Regions from separate parts of the Mus musculus genome. Here region 2 is linked to region 1. Evidence: chromatin loops called from intact Hi-C (ENCODE). Cell type or tissue: gastrocnemius. All regions are shown on one strand. Each heading gives the region's core, and the rest is flanking DNA. Links, peaks and the distances in the headings are about the cores only.

Region 1 (8,345 bases), core at 312-8,311:
AGGTGAAGGGTGGATTTAGTATGGATTCCCCCCCCAGGTGAGAAATCTTCATGAATCATTTCATGTATGTGTATGTATGTGTATGTATATGTGTATGTGTATGCTTATGTGTATGTGTATACAACTGTTTGAAGTCTAACTGTAAAGCAAAGGGCAGAAACAGAGAGATGTGTGGCCTTAACCCATTCAGTACATCATCCACATTACATCAATCCATATTACATCATCCCTCATTACATCATCTCAGAGCCCCATATAGCAATACTCACACTATGTGCTCCTTGAATAGTGCGGACTAAGGTGAGCCCTTTCCAGACATAGATGTCACCGTTTAAAGCACCAGAGTAAGTGATGTCTTCTTTGGCACATGCAAGGCAAAGGATAGTCTGAAGATCTCCTGTTTTGCCAAATATGCCTCTTTTTGCAGTCAGGGCATTTCCACATAGTGTCCAAAACTAGGAAATAATAAAATAAATATATGCTGAAATAGAGTACTCTATATTCATTCCATTATTAGTATTTTCAGTAATTTTACAGAATATACTTTATCTGAACTGAACATAAATAAATTGTTTCTCTGTGTCATTAGAGAAACACAAAAACCCCTGCATACTCTAGAAGCATAAGAAAAACTCACAACGATATTTTTTAACTTTAAAAGCTCCAAAATTTCAAAATGTTAATGTTTAATGGCATTTAAATGACCCCAGTGTTCACAGAATAGAACTGGTCTTTTATCAAATGAATATAGATTGCAGAAAAGTTCAGAAATGTAGATAAGTATAAAGAGAAAGCCACATCTACAGCACATGCCTGTAATCTTAGCACTTGGGAGGCAGCGGAAGGAGGAACATTGCACACGGGAGGCTAGCCTGGTCTACATAGCAACTTCCAGGCTATCCAGAACTACTTAATAAGACCATACATAGAAAATGTGATGTGATATGATATGGAGTAGTGTGTGTGTGTGTGTGTGTGTGTGTGTGTATACATTAATGTACTACATAAAGAAAAAATGGCTAGGAATAACTTCATATTAGCATAACACATATCACCTAGCCATTTTAAAGTATGTACATATATTTTACAAAATGCTTTCTAGGCTGGTTGGTGGAGTTGGTTAGAGCATAGTGGCAATAAAAATAATTCCTTTTTAACCAAAATATTATAGTTTGCTTTTTTTTTCTTTTTTTACTATAGAATTGCTGACATATATTTCTAAATACAAGTGATACGTCACAAAGGCACACAATCACCCAGGCTTCTCCATTTTGTTTGCACAGATCTTTTGGAAGATGGCAAGCTTAAAGCTTGGACGATTTGTAGATGGCAGCAGGGACACCACCATAGTTATACAGAAATCCAGTATTTTTCCTTGATGTAGTTCCTAATGTATGAGCTGGTGTAACTCTGGTGCCACTACCTAGGCCCCACAGTCTCCAAATGCCTTCTACATCTGTGTTTAATCTCACAACACCCTGGAGCACAGGTTCAGTCAGATTCTGCTACTCTTTCATATGCAAATGTAGATGAGTAAGCAGAAGTACTTTTCTAAAGACACGGATTCTATAAGAAACCAGAGAAACCTGGGTCACTGCTTTGAGAACCGCAACTAAAAATGAGGGTGTGCGGAAACAACAATCAAGGCTTTTGTGACAACATACTCAGATTATACTCAAGAGGCGGGGCCAGTGAGCAGCTATAGGAAGCCAAGTTACAGTACTTGAAATGAACAGGAATGGCATAGTGGGCAAGAAATTACATCTCACCCAGGAGAGCAAGATTAGATGACTCTAAGGGGCAAGGATGTATGGAAGGAAAAATCAGAGGCAATCCTAATATTTTGTGCCTGCAGGAGAGGAAAGATGGTGGTCCTCTCAGAGTATGGTGATGGAAAAGCTTTGGGCAGAAGCACTGCTCTGCAGACCCACTTCAGAGATGAGAGCATGCATTCATTCAACTATTTGAAACAGTGGTGAATTCTGGAAGTAAGAGCCTCCATAGTTTGGGGGCAAGAGTGAGAAAGTAAGTCTTGAGGAGAGTATCTACTCACTCACTAGAACATGAACATATGCAAGGAAAGGAAAAAAGTAAGCAATGCTTGTTATCCTGGAAGAACTTACAAAGTATAAAAGAGAAGAGTTTGATATCATCCACTAATTTTACTCAGAGACAACAATTTAATGTTTAATGATATTTTCTAAACAAATATATATTTTAAAAATTTAGGGGGCAATGGTGAGGAAAGAGTTTGATCCAGTACATCTCTTCAGAGTTGGTGATGAACTGTTGATGCAGGCTCACCAATCTCTACTGCTACTGCTAAAGGTAAGAATGCCTTTTTAATATCTGTCTGGGGAGGGAGGGCAGGCAGCTCATGGAGCTTAAGAGCTGGGATAAGAGGTATATTATAAACTCAGAAAGACAAAGTACACATTTTCTCTCATATGTGGAACTAGATTTAGTATGTTATATTTGTATATGTATACCGATGAGTCATGAGACTGGAAAGGTGGTCATAAGTGGGAGGAGAGGTTAGGGAGGGAGAGTAAAATAGTGTGGTGGCACTTCCTGATGTGTAACATAAGAGCAGGAAAGGGAATTGGGCAGCCAGCAGGGCAAGAAGGTGCCACAGTGGGGATGGCTTTGCAGGAAGGAAGGAATTAGAACAAAGAACAATGACATGGTAACGCCATAATGAAAACCACTCCTCTGTAAAAACATCAGAGCCACAAGTAGACTAGACTGCCCCATGGGAAACACATTTTGAATATTTCCCAGTATCAGTAAGTAGCCATCTAAGTCATGACTTACAATGATCACACATAGCATCATAAGAATGTTGTGTATTTTACTTAACCATGGGGGTAGCTGGTTTCAGGTTTTCTTCACTTTGGCTTTGCTATTGGAATGTTACTCAGCAATGAATCAGTTCTTGGTTCACAGTCCTCATAAGCCACTTGGGAGAAACTCCACATTATGAAATTACTGGACTAGGGAGGATTGGCATTTCTAGAGCTATCAATAAATACTGCCAAATTTTTGGTCAGAAAGACTAAATTTACCCATCCACAGTAAAACTTAGAAGCAGCCCCTCACTGAGTCCGTGTCAGCATCAGATACAATGTAATAAGATCTTAATATATTCATTTTTTAAAAGTCCATATTCAATAAGATTTAGCATTTTCATGTATGTAATGGCCAAAGCTGTTTCTAGTTTTTGTTGGTTATCCACGTAGTCTAAGGTATGGATTTGTTTTTATATTCCATGAGTACATTAATATCTACTCTTTGTCCTTTATTCTTGCTTGCATATGGTTTTCCTCCTGAGAGAGCAAATCCACAGTACATGTTAATTTATATATCTGCATACCAATATTATCATTATAACTTCTTTCTGCCCTTACAGATGGAAGAGGACCTTTCCACAGCCTGAGAGTAATTATACATTTACTTAAATGTTTCTTGTAAAGAAAGAGTCCTCCAGGGCCTTTATTTTATAAAAGGTGACCTTATAGAAGGTTCTGTATGTTGAGGCAATGTACCACACTGCAGCTATCCAAAGACATCTTTCCAACAGTCTGACAGCGTTTTGCTGATAAACTTTCTAGTAAAGACAAAGGTGGAATGCACCCAGCTATGTAGCTGTTCTCTTGGTCTGGTTTGCTTCTGCCCTCTGGTGGCCTCTGCACAAATTGTAACTCTATAAAATAGGAACTAGGTGATTGTTTTTGTCTGTGTGGGGAAGAGGCTTTGAAAGCCTGCAGCTGCCCTAGTTCATAGGCTTTCCCCTGTGACCTCTCCTATCTTCCCCCCATGATGTCTTCTGATCTTTAAAAGCCTTCCCAACATGGAAGCAACCATTTTTTTTAACATCACCCAGGGAAACATCATACTTCTTTAGTTATCTATGTTTTCTTAAATATTTCACACTTTAATTGGCTTAGAATTTACTTTTGTGTATAGTATGAAGTAATATTACACTCCCGAATAGTTTTAGTACCCAGTGGTTAGAGATACTACCATATTCTAAACTGTTGGTTAGAGACACCACTGTGTCTAAACTGACACAAATCGTTTACTTTGTTGCTTCAAAATTTTTTATTTATATAATTTAAATTATAACTTCTAACATGCTTTAGGAAATAGTGCATATTCTTCATCCTAATGAGTTTTTATCCTGAAGTTTTTGGTTATTTTCACTGTCTTATTTATCCAGATTAATTTAGATAAGGGCTATGCTTCAGGATTGAAAAACAATGACAGTCAAGTGAAGTGCCTAGCAGCAGCTAGACAGGAAGTTTAGTTCATTTAGTACTAATCAGAAGTTGCCTGATATTTCTAAGATTCCATGTTTTAAAACAAAACCTGTACTGCAGAGCGTGGTGGCGCACACCTTTAATCCCAGCACTCCGGAGGCAGAGGCAGGAGGATCTCTGTGTTCCAGGCCAGCCTAGCCTACAAAGTGAGTTCCAGGACAGCCAGGGGTACACCTAGAAACCCTGCTTCAAAAAATTAAAAATAAAAATAAAAAGCAGGGTCTGGAGAGGTGACTCAGCAGTTAAGAGTCTGCTCTTCCAGAAGACCAGAGTGTTAGTCCCAGCAACCACATGGTGGCTCACAATTTTCTGTAACTCCAGTTCCAGGAGATTTGACACAGACACACATGCAGCCAAACACCAAAGCACATAAAATTAAAATGGAAAAAAAAATCAAACATACAAAAATCATCTGTATTAACACATTTATTTTTCATGCAAGAATGCAAGATACCGATCTTGGTCATGATCTTGGTGGAGGGCCCAAAGGTCCCCAGAGGTCTCTCCATGCTGCAGGTTCCCTAGCACACCAGGGATCTTGAGATCACTGGTGAGTGGAATGCAACATCAGTTCCAAAAAACTCAGAGGGTCTTGTGCTAGCAGGAACAGGGTCAAAGGACAAAGGCAGGCCCTAGCACACCCAGAATCTTGGGCTCACTGAGAACTACGCAGGGGAGCATGTGGGCCGTAGAAGCAACAGAGCTTCCTGGACAGGGTCCCTTTGGGCCTTCATCCTCAGACAGGAGACAGAGCTGAGACCCAGACCCCTGGAAACCTTCCCTGCCAGAGAAGAGTCAGCCTCCAGGGAGGGCTCTGACTCCAGGAATCAGGAGGTGGATCTGAGCTCATGACTTCTGTGCACCTTTCCTGCAGGAGGAGACCTTGCTCTGACCACTGGGACACAGGAGAGAGTTGGTCTCCTAGGAGTGCTGACAGAGGCTAAAGAATCACAGGAGGAACAAGCTCAAGCCAGAGACAGCTAGAACGTCTAGCACTAGAAATTACCAGATGGTGAAAGGCAAATGAAAGAATCTTACTAACAGAAACCAAGACCACTGGGCATCATAAGAACCCATTACACCCACCACAGTGAGTGTACTCACACCCGAAAAGCAAGATTCAGATCTAAAATCATATCTCATGATGCTGGCAGAGGATTTTTAGAAGGGCATTAATAACTCACTTAAAGAAATACAGGAGAACACTGATAAACAGGTAGAAGCCCTTAAAGAGGAAGCACAAAAACCCCTCAAGGAATTACAGGAAAACATTGCTAAACAGGTAGAAGACCATTAAGAGGAAACACAAAAATTCCTTAAAGAATTAAAGGAAAACACAACAAAACATGTGATGGAATTGAACAAAACCATCCAAGATCTAAAAACGGAAGTAGAAACAATGAAGAAAACCCAAAGGGAAACAACTCTAGAGATACAAACACTAGGAAAGAAATCAGGAACCATAGATGCAAGCATCAGCAACAGAATACAAGAGATGTAAGAGAGAATCTCAGATGCAGAAGATTCCATAGAGAACACGGACACAACAATCAAAGAAAATGCAAAATTCAAAAAGATCCTAACCCAAAACATCCAGGAAATCCAGGACACAATCCAGGACACAGAAGACTAAACCTATGGATAATAGGTATAGATGAGAATGAAGATTTTCAACTTAAAGGGCCAGTAAATATCTTCAACAAAATTATAGAAGAAAACTTCCCTAACTTAAAGAAAGAGATGCCCATGAACATACAAGAAGCCTACAGAATTCCAAATAGACTGGACCAGAAAAGAAATTCCTCCAGACAAATAGTAATCAGAACAACAAATGCACTAAATAAAGATAGAATATTAAAAGCAATAAGGGAAAAAGGTCAAGTAACATATAAAGGCAGACCTATTAGAATTACACCAGACTTCTCACCAGAGACTATGAAAGCCAGAAGATCCTGGACAGATGTTATACAGACACTAAGAGAACACAAATGCCAGCCCAGGCTACTATACCCCGCAAAACTCTCAATTACCATAGGTGGAGAAACCAAAGTATTCCATGACAAAACCAAATTCACACACTATCTTTCCATGAATTCAGCCCTTCAGAGGATAATAATGGGAAAACACCTACACAAGGATGGAAACTACACCCTAGAAAAATCAAGAAAGTAATCCTTCAACAAACCTAAAAGAAGACAGCCACAAGAATACAATCCCACTTTAACAACAAAAGTAACAGGAAGTAAAAATCACTTTTCTTTAATATCTCTTAATATCACTGGACTCAATTCCCAAATAAAAAGACATAGACTAACAGACTAGCCTCAAAAATAGGACCCAACTTTTTGCTGCTTTCAGGAAACCAAATTCAGGGAGAAAGGCAGACACTATCTCAGAGTGAAAGGCTGGAAAACAATTTTCCAAGCAAATGGTCCAAAGAAACAAGCTGGAGTAGCCATTCTAATATGGAATAAAATCCACTTCCAATCCAAAGTTATCAAAAAAGACAAGAAGGGGCAGTTCATACTCATCAAAGGTAAAATCTACCAAGATGAACTCTCAATTCTGAATATCTATGCTCCAAATGCAAAGGCATCCACATTCATTAAAGAAACTGTAGTAAAGCTCAAAGCACATATTGCACCTCACACAATAATAGTAGGAGACTTCAACACTGCACTCTCATCAATGACAAGATCCTGGACAGAAACTAACCTGAAACACATGGAAACTTACAGAAGTTATGAACAGAAACTAAACTGAAACACATGGAAACTAACAGAAGTTATGAAACAAATGGATTTAACAGATATCTACAGAACATTTAATCCTAAAACAAAAGGATATACCTTCTTCTCAGCACCTCATGGTACTTCCTCCAAAACTGACCATATAATTGGTCACAAAACAGGCCTCAACAGATACAAAAATATTGAAATTATCCTATGCATCCTATCAGATCACCATGGGCTACGGCTGATCTTCAATAACAACATAAATAATAGAAAGCCAACATTCACATGGAAACTGAGCAACACTCTACTCAATGATACTTTGTTCAAGGAAGAAATAAAGAAAGAAGTTAAAGACTTTTTAGAGGTTAATTAAAATGAAGCCACAACATGCCCAAACTTAAGGAACACAATGAAAGCATTCCTAAGAGGAAAACTCATAGCTCTGAGTGCCTCCAAAGAGAAACTGGAGAGAGCATACACTAGCCACTTGACAGCATACCTAAAAGCTCTAGAACAAAAGGAAGCAAATTCACCCAAGAGGAGTAGAAGGCAGGAAATAATCAAACTCAGGGCTGAAATCAACCAAGTGGAAACAAAAAGAACTATTCAAAAAATAAACCAAACCAGGAGCTGATACTTTGAGAAAATCAACAAGATAGATAAACCCTTAGCCAGAATAACTAGAGGGCACAGGGACAGTATCCTAATTAACAAAATCAGAAATGAAAAGGGAGACATAACAACAGAACCTGAGGAAATCCAAAACACCATCAGATCCTACTACAAAAGGCAATACTCAACGAAACTGGAAAACCTGGATAAAAATAGACAAATTTCTAGACAGATACCAGGTACCAAAGTTAAATCAGGATCAGATTAATGACCTAAACAGTCCCATATCCCCCAAAGAAATAGAAGCAGTCATTAATAGTCTCCCAACCAAAAAAAGCCCAGACCAGATGGGTTTAGTGCAGAATTCTATCAGACCTTCAAAGAATACCTAATTCTAGTTCTCCTCAAACTATTCCGCAAAATAGAAAAAGAAGGTACTGTACCCATTTCATTCTATGAAGCCACAATTGCTCTGATACGTAAACTACATGAAGACCCAACAAAGATAGAAAACTTCAGATCAATTTCCCTTATGAATATCAATGCAAAAATACTCAATAAAATTCTCATTAATCAAATCAAAGAACATATCAAAACAATCATCCATCATGATCAAGTAGGCTTCATTCCAGGGATGCAAAGATGGTTTAATATACAGAAATCCATCAACATAATCCAC
Region 2 (8,345 bases), core at 254-8,253, 630 kb before region 1:
AACTTTTGGATCAGAGTTCATTATGCAATGGGTCTCCATCTTCAAAGATCATTCATTGTTAAGGTACCTGAAGCTGCAAAGTACCCTGAAGCAAGCAATACATACTTACATAAATGGTGCCACTATATGCACAGTTATGAATTTTTTCTCTTAATATATCTTTTGTTTGTTTGTGGTTTTGTCTTTAAGGAAGGGTCTCATATAGTATAAACTGGTCTTGAACTCTGTATACACATATACCTCCTAAGTGCTTGGATTACAAGTGTCTACCACCACACTTGGCTTTTTTTATATAAAAATATAAAACTGAATAGTATTCTAATAATCCAACCTTTATTTTGTAAATGTACACATAGTTGATATACACATGACTGTTAACATGTAGATTTTATTTTACTCACTGTGTGATTTGTGTGTACCACAAATTATTTAACCAATCTTTGCCTGAAATCAACACCTTTGTGTTTGTAAGAATAGTTGGTTTTATTTACAATGCTAGGGTATTGAGCAGACTTGAGAGAGAGTGGGGGGGGTGTAGATAATTGATATGTAGATGAATAGATAAATTAGATTACATTCACTTGACTAGTTAGCCCCCATGCCAAATTAAATTATGAGTGTAGCTTTCATTACAAACACCAGGTGTGGTGATACATACCTTTAATCCCAGCACCTAGGAGGCAGAGGCAGGTAGGTCTTCATGAGCTTGTGGCCAGCCTAGTCTACAGAGCAAGTTCCAGGACAGCCAGAGCTACACAGAGAAAACATTTCTCAAAACAAAACAAAACAAAAATCGTAACAAACATGAAATTTGCTACATGGTATTTTTTTTCTATATTTTTTATTCCGTATTTTCCTCAATTACATTTCCAATGCTATCCCAAAAGTCCCCCACACCCCCCACTCCCCTACCCACCCATTCCCATTTTTTGGCCCTGGCGTTCCCCTGTACTGGGGCATATAAAGTTTGCCTGACCAATGGGCCTCTCTCTCCAGTGATGGCCGACTAGGCCATCTTTTGATACATATGCAGCTAGAGTCAAGAGCTCTGGGGTACTGGTTAGTTCATAATGTTGTTCCACCTATAGGGTTGCAGATCCCTTTAGCTCCTTGGGTACTTTCTCTAGCTCCTCCATTGGGGGCCCTGTGATCCATCCAATAGTTGACTGTGAGCATCCACTTCTGTGTTTGCTAGGCCCCGGCCTAGTCTCACAAGGGACAGCTATATCACGGTCCTTGCAACAAAGGCTTGCTAGTGTATGCAATGGTGTCATCGTTTGGAGGCTAATTATGGGATGGATCCCTGGATATGGCAGTCTCTACATGGTCCATCCTTTTGTCTCAGCTCCAAACTTTGTCTCTGTAACTCCTTCCATGGGTGATTGTTTCCAATTCTAAGAAGGAGCAAAGTGTCCACACTTTGGTCTTCGTTCTTCTTCAGTTTCATGTGTTTTACATATTGTACCTTATATCTCGATATACTAAGTTTCTGGGCTAATATCCACTTATCAGTGAGTACATTTCATTTGAGTTCTTTTGTGATTGGATTACCTCACTCAGGATGATGCCCTTCAGGTCCAACCATTTGCCTAGGAATTTCATAAATTCATTCTTTTTAATAGCTGAGTAGTACTCCATTGTGTAAATGTACCACATTTTTTGTATCCATTCCCCTGTTGAGGGGCATCACTACATGGTATTTTTATTTTGAAGTTTGTTTTGTTTTGCTTTGATGTTTTAAGATTTTACATTGTATCAGATCCCTTGTATGAGAATTTAAAATAAGCTTTCTCCTCTCCTAAAGAATACAAACTCTAGCCTTAGTGAATATCATCTTTCCCTATATGTGGATTCCTGACAGAATACAATGATTTGAAAGTGTAGGTCATGTCAAGACTTGAGCCACTTCTCCACACCCTAAGAGCTCTACCAGAGCCTTTGAATTTTGACTCCAGCCTCAACACCTCACTGCAGCCTGAAGAAATCTCTTGGGTTGTCACATCTATTCGGTCCTTCTGCTCGTCTGCTCTAGTGGAAGCAAGAACAGGAGACACAATCTAATGCTTGCTACCTGTACTTGTCTGAATTGCTTTAAGATACCTTTACTTGAATGAAGTAAGGATCTTCACTAGAAAAAAATTTCAATACAAATCAGTATGAAGTAAACTTTGAGCTTATTAAAAAACAGACTCAATATAGTCATTTAAATGTGGGTTTTATATAAGCAGGCATGCATTCTACCACTAAGCTATATCCCAAATCCTTAGTTCAAGGTCAGCTATTGTAATTCTGACTTAAACAAAATTGAGAAAATTATTTGGTATATAGCTTAACTTAACTCTGTACCCCAAGCCAGAATTTTTCTGGTCTTCTTTTTCTTGGAAGTCCTTCTTCTCAGACTTCAAAGCAGCTGACCAGATCTGTTCCATTAGGCCAAATTTTGACGACATCTGATGTGGCCTTGTTCAAAGGACCTCTAAGAAACTTTTTCTCCTTTTAGTAAATTAAATCACAATGTGGTTTTGAGGAGAATTGGGTAGGAGTCTGTTGGAGTCCATCAAAAGACTCCCACTCACAAAGACCACAGAGATCACCATCACTGCAAACCACAAGAGGTTTGTTTTTGTTTTTTTTTTTTTTTTATTAATCCAACGCATTGGGGACCATCCTCTCAGCATGCAGGCAAGAAGAGAGACCCAGAACAAACAAAGAACATACTTTTTATGCCTTGTAAGGGGCAAATTTAGGCAACAGGGCTATCTGGCTTATTCTCATTAGTGTAGCAAGTAACCTTTTCAGGCATTGGTTGGTTTGCATAGGATGACTACCTTTGGCCTAGTGACTTACTCTGCCTGCACTTATGGTGGATTATCAGCAAAGCAGCAGTATATCTTGAACTTATGGGTCAGCTATTAACATCACAGCTATTAATGTCACAGGGAATTCTAACGACAAGATCTGGGCAGTTTGTAGTTTTTCTCAGAATTTAGTGGGGGGGGGAGGTCAGGGGAATTTCTCTGGGAACTGCTATCTTGTTATGGTTATTTTTCTGAGAACAGCTCATTTTGTTTTGGCAGCTGTAGACTTAGTCATTTTGATTGCTACGTTTCTAAAACCCCTTCAAAGCGGGGGAGTGGTCTTGAATTTATTTTGGCTTATACAAGTCCAGGATGATATGCTAAAAACATAGATCACAACATTCAAAGGCATTCTGGCTATCCATGCTCACAGAGAATCCAGGGTATATTTGTCTCATCAGGAAATGATGAGGTGGAGGTGTGAGGGAATGGACAAGTATTTGCCTCATTAAAAAAATGGTATTAAAAAGTTTATGCAGGGTATCCTTGGAGGACTCTTTTCAAGATATCGTGGAGGTGGCCACCAGCACCTGTGAGGCTAAGGCCACTGCAAGGAGCCTAAGAGACCCACAGAGGTTTTGAGGAGAGGCTTGGCAGCCAAGGATGAACCTGCAGAGCATCAAGTATCTTTGGAACAACTGAAAAGTAAAGGTCTTATGGGAAGAATCTTTAAAAATAGGTTTATGAACTTGGGAAAAAATGGCAGACACAGCAGTATAGAAGGCCAAGAGAAGCAGAACTAGAGATGCAGAGGCAGCAGCCGGGCAACAGTGATGGGTAGAGGAGTGTGTCTTTGACAGACAAATGAGCATGTTATTGCCAAGTAGGGCATGTACTCTGGTGGCTGCGAAGCTTGGGACAGTACCAGGTTCCTTCAGCTGCTCTCAGGGAAGGAGAGCATGGGGCTGCCTTACTGCCTGCAAGCTGGTCAAGCCCTGGGAACCAGGTTGGGGGCTGGAAGGTAAGCAGCAACCTGAACTCTGGAAGGTACTGCCCCATAAGAGATACCAATCAAATGATCACCTTGACTCAGAGCAACAAGATATTCACAATAAAGAATGGTTCATTTTTCTGACTCTTCAAAAGACTCCCACAGTCCATGCTGCCATCAGAGGCCATGTGGGTATCTGTAGTCCTGTAGTCTGCAGGAGGCAAGGTTGATGTCTGTGGCAGTGCTGCCAGTGGAATTCATGATCCATGCTGCCACTGGTTGCTGTGGACAAGGAAAGTTATTTTGCAGTGATATCCGTGACTGCTGGCTCATAACTGAGAATGACACTGAAGTTTCCTGTGACATGCCCACCACCACCACCACCACCACCACCAAAAGAAACAGTCTAGATAGGAAGCTATAGAACAGAGTCCTTAAAAATTCCAATAAACAGTCAGGCAGTGGTGTCACATGCCTTTAATCCCAGCACTTGGAAGACAGAGGCAGGTGGATTTCTGAGTTTGAGGCCAGCCTGTTTACAGAGTCCCAGGACAACTAGGGCTATACAGAGAAACCCTGTCTCGAAAAACAAACAAACAAACAAAAATTGTGATAAAGATAATGGATTGTAGGTCTTCTCAGCTGAGGGCTTCTGGGTGGGGGTGGAGAAGAGGAAAGATATAACTCAGTTTTCTTTTAAGGGGCTGGCCACTTGGAGCTTGACCATGCTCCATTGAGGCTATGGGCAACACTAATTGGACTTGGAGTTTTCTTTTGTTTTGTTTTTTTGGTTTTGGTTTTGTTTTGTTGTTGTTGTTTTTGGGGTTTTTTTTTTTTGGTTTTTGTTTGTTTGTTTGTTTGTTTTGTGGGGAAGGACAGATGGGGAAATGGAGTGAAGAAAGCAGACCAGGGAGGAATGGGAAGTAAGTGTGATAGAGGTGATCTTAGGGTTTCTATTGCTGTGAAGAGACACCATGACCACTGCAACTCCTATAAAGGAAAACATTTTATTGGGGCTGGCTTACAGTTCAGAGGTTTAATCCATTATCATCATGATGGGAAACATGGTGACACACAGGCAGTCATGATACTAGAAAAGGAGCTGAAAGTGCTATATATTCATCTGCAGGCAGCAGAAGTGAACTGTGAGCTACACTAGGTGTAGCTTGAACATAGGAGAACTTGAAACCTGCCTGCACAATGACACACTTTCTCCAACAAGGTCACACATCCTAATAGTGTCACTCTGAATGGGCCAAGCATTCAAACACATGAGTCTATGGGGGCCTAACCTATTCAAACCACCACAGATGTATTGTATGAAATTCTCAAACTATCAATAGAAAGCTTGTGTTGGGGAAAGTGTTTATGTAGAATGAACGCTAAGTCAGTGATATCGCTCAGTTGGTAAAAAGTTTCAGTTCAACCTGAGTTCAATACCCAGAATCCATGTGAAGGTATGAGGAGAACCAACTCCACAAAAGTCCTCTGACCTCCGAAGGCACTATGGCACATCTGTCCCTTCATGTGTGGGCTGTACCACACATGTATGTACATGCACACATGCATGCACACACCCACACACATCATATGTACACATAATAATAATGCATAAAGTTTAAAAAGGGTATGTGGTATAGAAGAGACAGAAACACGGCAGGCAAATTCTCCAGGAAAATTATCACACCTAAACCCAGAGGGAATGGAGATAAGGAAGTTATTATCTTGAGTGACAGACACTTGTATAGAGTCATACCTAGATAGATAAGTGAGCATTTCATTATCTTATTAAGAAGTGCACATTATGCATTTGTCTTCCCTAATGCTGGCTGCTCCGAGTGAAGGCCACAGGTCATTAGAAGTTAGAGTTTGAGTTAGTTACTCCTTATAGGAAAACATACAAAGGCAACTTAAAGAAGGAAGTGTTTATTTTGGCTCACACCTTGAGTGTATAGTCCAGCATGGTGGTAAGGCCAAGGCAGCAGGAGCATGAGGCTACACTCAGAAGGCAAAGATTGATGGATACTGATGCTGTCCTATTTTATTCAGTCTGGAACCTGGAGCCCTCTTGTGCTGGCTACACTCAGTGTTGGTCTTCTGGTCAGGCTGGCAATCAAGATTTACTATCACAGTATCTAAATATTTATATAGGAACCAAGATGTTGCAGGATGTCCGATCCAGCCAACAGAATTCAGAAAGAACTAGAAAGAGTGAGCATATTGAGCACTAAATCTCAGATGCTGAAAACATTCTAGGATGAGGAATGAAGGTCCTTTTTATTCTGGAGCTGCTTCAGGACTGAGAAGGAGCATCAAGGGCCTCTGGTTGGTGGTACTGATCTGCCATAGAATGGTAGAACTATAAGGCATAAAAAGCTTGAGTTGTACTTTGAGAGAGGATGAAGTGCTTATCATAAGAGGTTGAAGGGCAAGTTACGGCATCACTTGGATGTCAAGAGGTTCTTGGTAAGAAGCAAGCACCAAGATGGGTGGTTGTGGTGCATGCTTTTAATCCCAGAATTTAGGAGGCAGAAGCAAGAGGATCTCTGTGAGTTTGAGGCCAGTCTGATCTACAGAGTGAGTTTCACAACAGCCAGGACACAAGAAATCTTGTCTCAAAACAAACAAGCAAGCAAAAACAAAAACAAAACCCAACAGTGTTGAAAGTAATGTTTGTATCCCTGAGAGAATATTAGTTCAATGGCCTCTAATCTGAAAGAAGGCAAACCAAGAAAGAGATGAAAAGAAGGGAAAGAAATGTGCCAGGGAACAGGAAAGCCAGCTCCATGTGTGTGCCCTTCATAATCACCCACTGGAGGCACTCCAGTGGATGTCTGTTCTTTAGTCCTCTAGCTGTATTTTATACTATCCTCAGTTTGTTGGCATAGACACAGCAGTCTGCTTCCAAGGACTTTTTCCTGTGGCCTGTAGTCCTTAATACAAACCTAGACCTGGATCAAAAGTCTGTCTTCTGACAAGACTGCATTCTTAACTGGTAAGCAAGGGGATATGAGAAAGCAAATCTGTGCTTATGTTTGGCAGTGAGAGTGTGAGAAGGAGTAAATCCAGAGAGAGATGGGAGATCTATTTGAAATGTGAATGGAGGGAGATTTAATCAGATTCTTTCAAATGGAGTCAAGGGGTGTTACCAGTCCAATTAGTGGTATATACATACAAAGCCAAAGTGGTTTTATGACCTACAAAGTTCTCAGCAAGAAGTGAACTATGTTGTCAAAGAAGATTGTAGGCTGCTATAGAGGCTGGTAATAGGAATAGAAAAAAATCATAAAAGTCATAACATTTAAAAGTGATACCTTAGAGTGATTTTAGGAAAGCAGATAAGAAATTGTATTGGCTAAGTTTCTGTTCCTGTGATAAATCTCCCTGACCAAGGAAGGCAACTTACAGAAGAAACAGTTAATTTTGACTTATGGTTCCAAAGAATGGGAGTCCATCGTGGCATGGCAGAGGTAGTAGGCAGAGATGGTGGCTGTAATATAATATATGTACAAAGCAGAAAGCATAAACTTAAATTAAGGCAAGGCTTTAAGTTCTTTTTTTTTTCCTTTAATTTATTCACTTTACATCCCGACTGCAGCCCCCTCCCTCCTCTCTTCCCAGTCCCACCCTTACATACTCCTCTCCCACTTCCCCTTCCCTTCTCTTCAGAGAAGGGGAAACCCCCATGGGTACCAACTTGCAGTTGCAAGTCGCAGCAAGACTAAGTGTATCCTCTCCCACTAAGGCCAGACAAGGCAGCCCAGCTAGGGGAAGGGGAATCCAAAAGCAGGCAATAGTCAGAGACAGCCCACACTCCAATTGTTAGGGGACCCATCATAAAGACCAAGCTGCGTATTTGCTACAAATCTGTACAAGGCCTAGATCCAGCCCATGTATGCTCTTTGGTTGATGGTTTAGTCTCTATGAACTTTCATGGGCCCAGGTTAATTGATTCTATAGGTCTTCTTCTATGTCTCCCTAAACTTTGCCTAGTGTTTGGCTGTGGATCTCTTCATCTGTTTCCATTAGCTGATGGCTGAAGCCTCTCAATACAATTATACTAGGCTCCTGTCTATAAGCATAGCAGAGTGTTGTTAACAGTGTCAGGGATTGAATCTCTCCCAATAATTTTATCTCTGTTTCCCTTCTATCTCTTATCTTAATTACCCACTTATTTTATTCTAAGTCATGCCATGGATGGTTACCTTGTCCTCAGTTTCATAAAACCAACTTCTTCTGTGTCTGAGGGAAATCTCCCATGCCTGACTATTTTCCCTGAATTCCTTTTTTTTTTTTTTTTAGAATTAATTTTTTATTAGGAATTTTCCTCATTTACATTTCCAATGCTATCCCAAAAGTCCCCAATACACTCCCCCCCCACTCCCCTACCCCCCCACCTCCCACCTTTTGGCCCTGGCATTCCCCTGTACTGGGGCATATAAAGTTTGTGTGTCCAATGGGCCTCTCTTTCCAGTGATGGCCGACTAGGCCATCTTTTGATACATATGCAGCTAGAGTCAAGAGCTCTGGGGTACTGGTTAGTTCATAATGTTGTT

Evidence for each region. Hi-C counts contacts between places; a loop is a spot of excess contacts. Peaks named below come from ENCODE experiments on the same cell type or tissue, not always from the same donor. Only the 100,000 strongest peaks of a DNase experiment are listed, where the experiment ranks them.
Region 2: it touches region 1 in a loop (3-fold over the local background); 9 of 42 quality-filtered maps call a loop at or near these places.

Annotation. Positions count from the first base shown.
Region 1 is chr11:29,881,689-29,890,033 of GRCm38, forward strand. Eml6 (echinoderm microtubule associated protein like 6) reads right to left here. Exons shown (of 42, transcript NM_146016.2): 6 at 270-455. Among named protein-coding and RNA genes, the nearest start is that of Gm22588, 36 kb to the left of the region's middle. In gastrocnemius, for the core only: a CTCF peak has its summit at 3,671 (motif pointing left); a DNase peak (open chromatin) is centred at 3,683.
Region 2 is chr11:29,250,768-29,259,112 of GRCm38, forward strand. No RefSeq gene overlaps it. Among named protein-coding and RNA genes, the nearest start is that of Cfap36, 7.7 kb to the left of the region's middle. In gastrocnemius, for the core only: no CTCF peak of the experiment used is centred there; no DNase peak of the experiment used is centred there.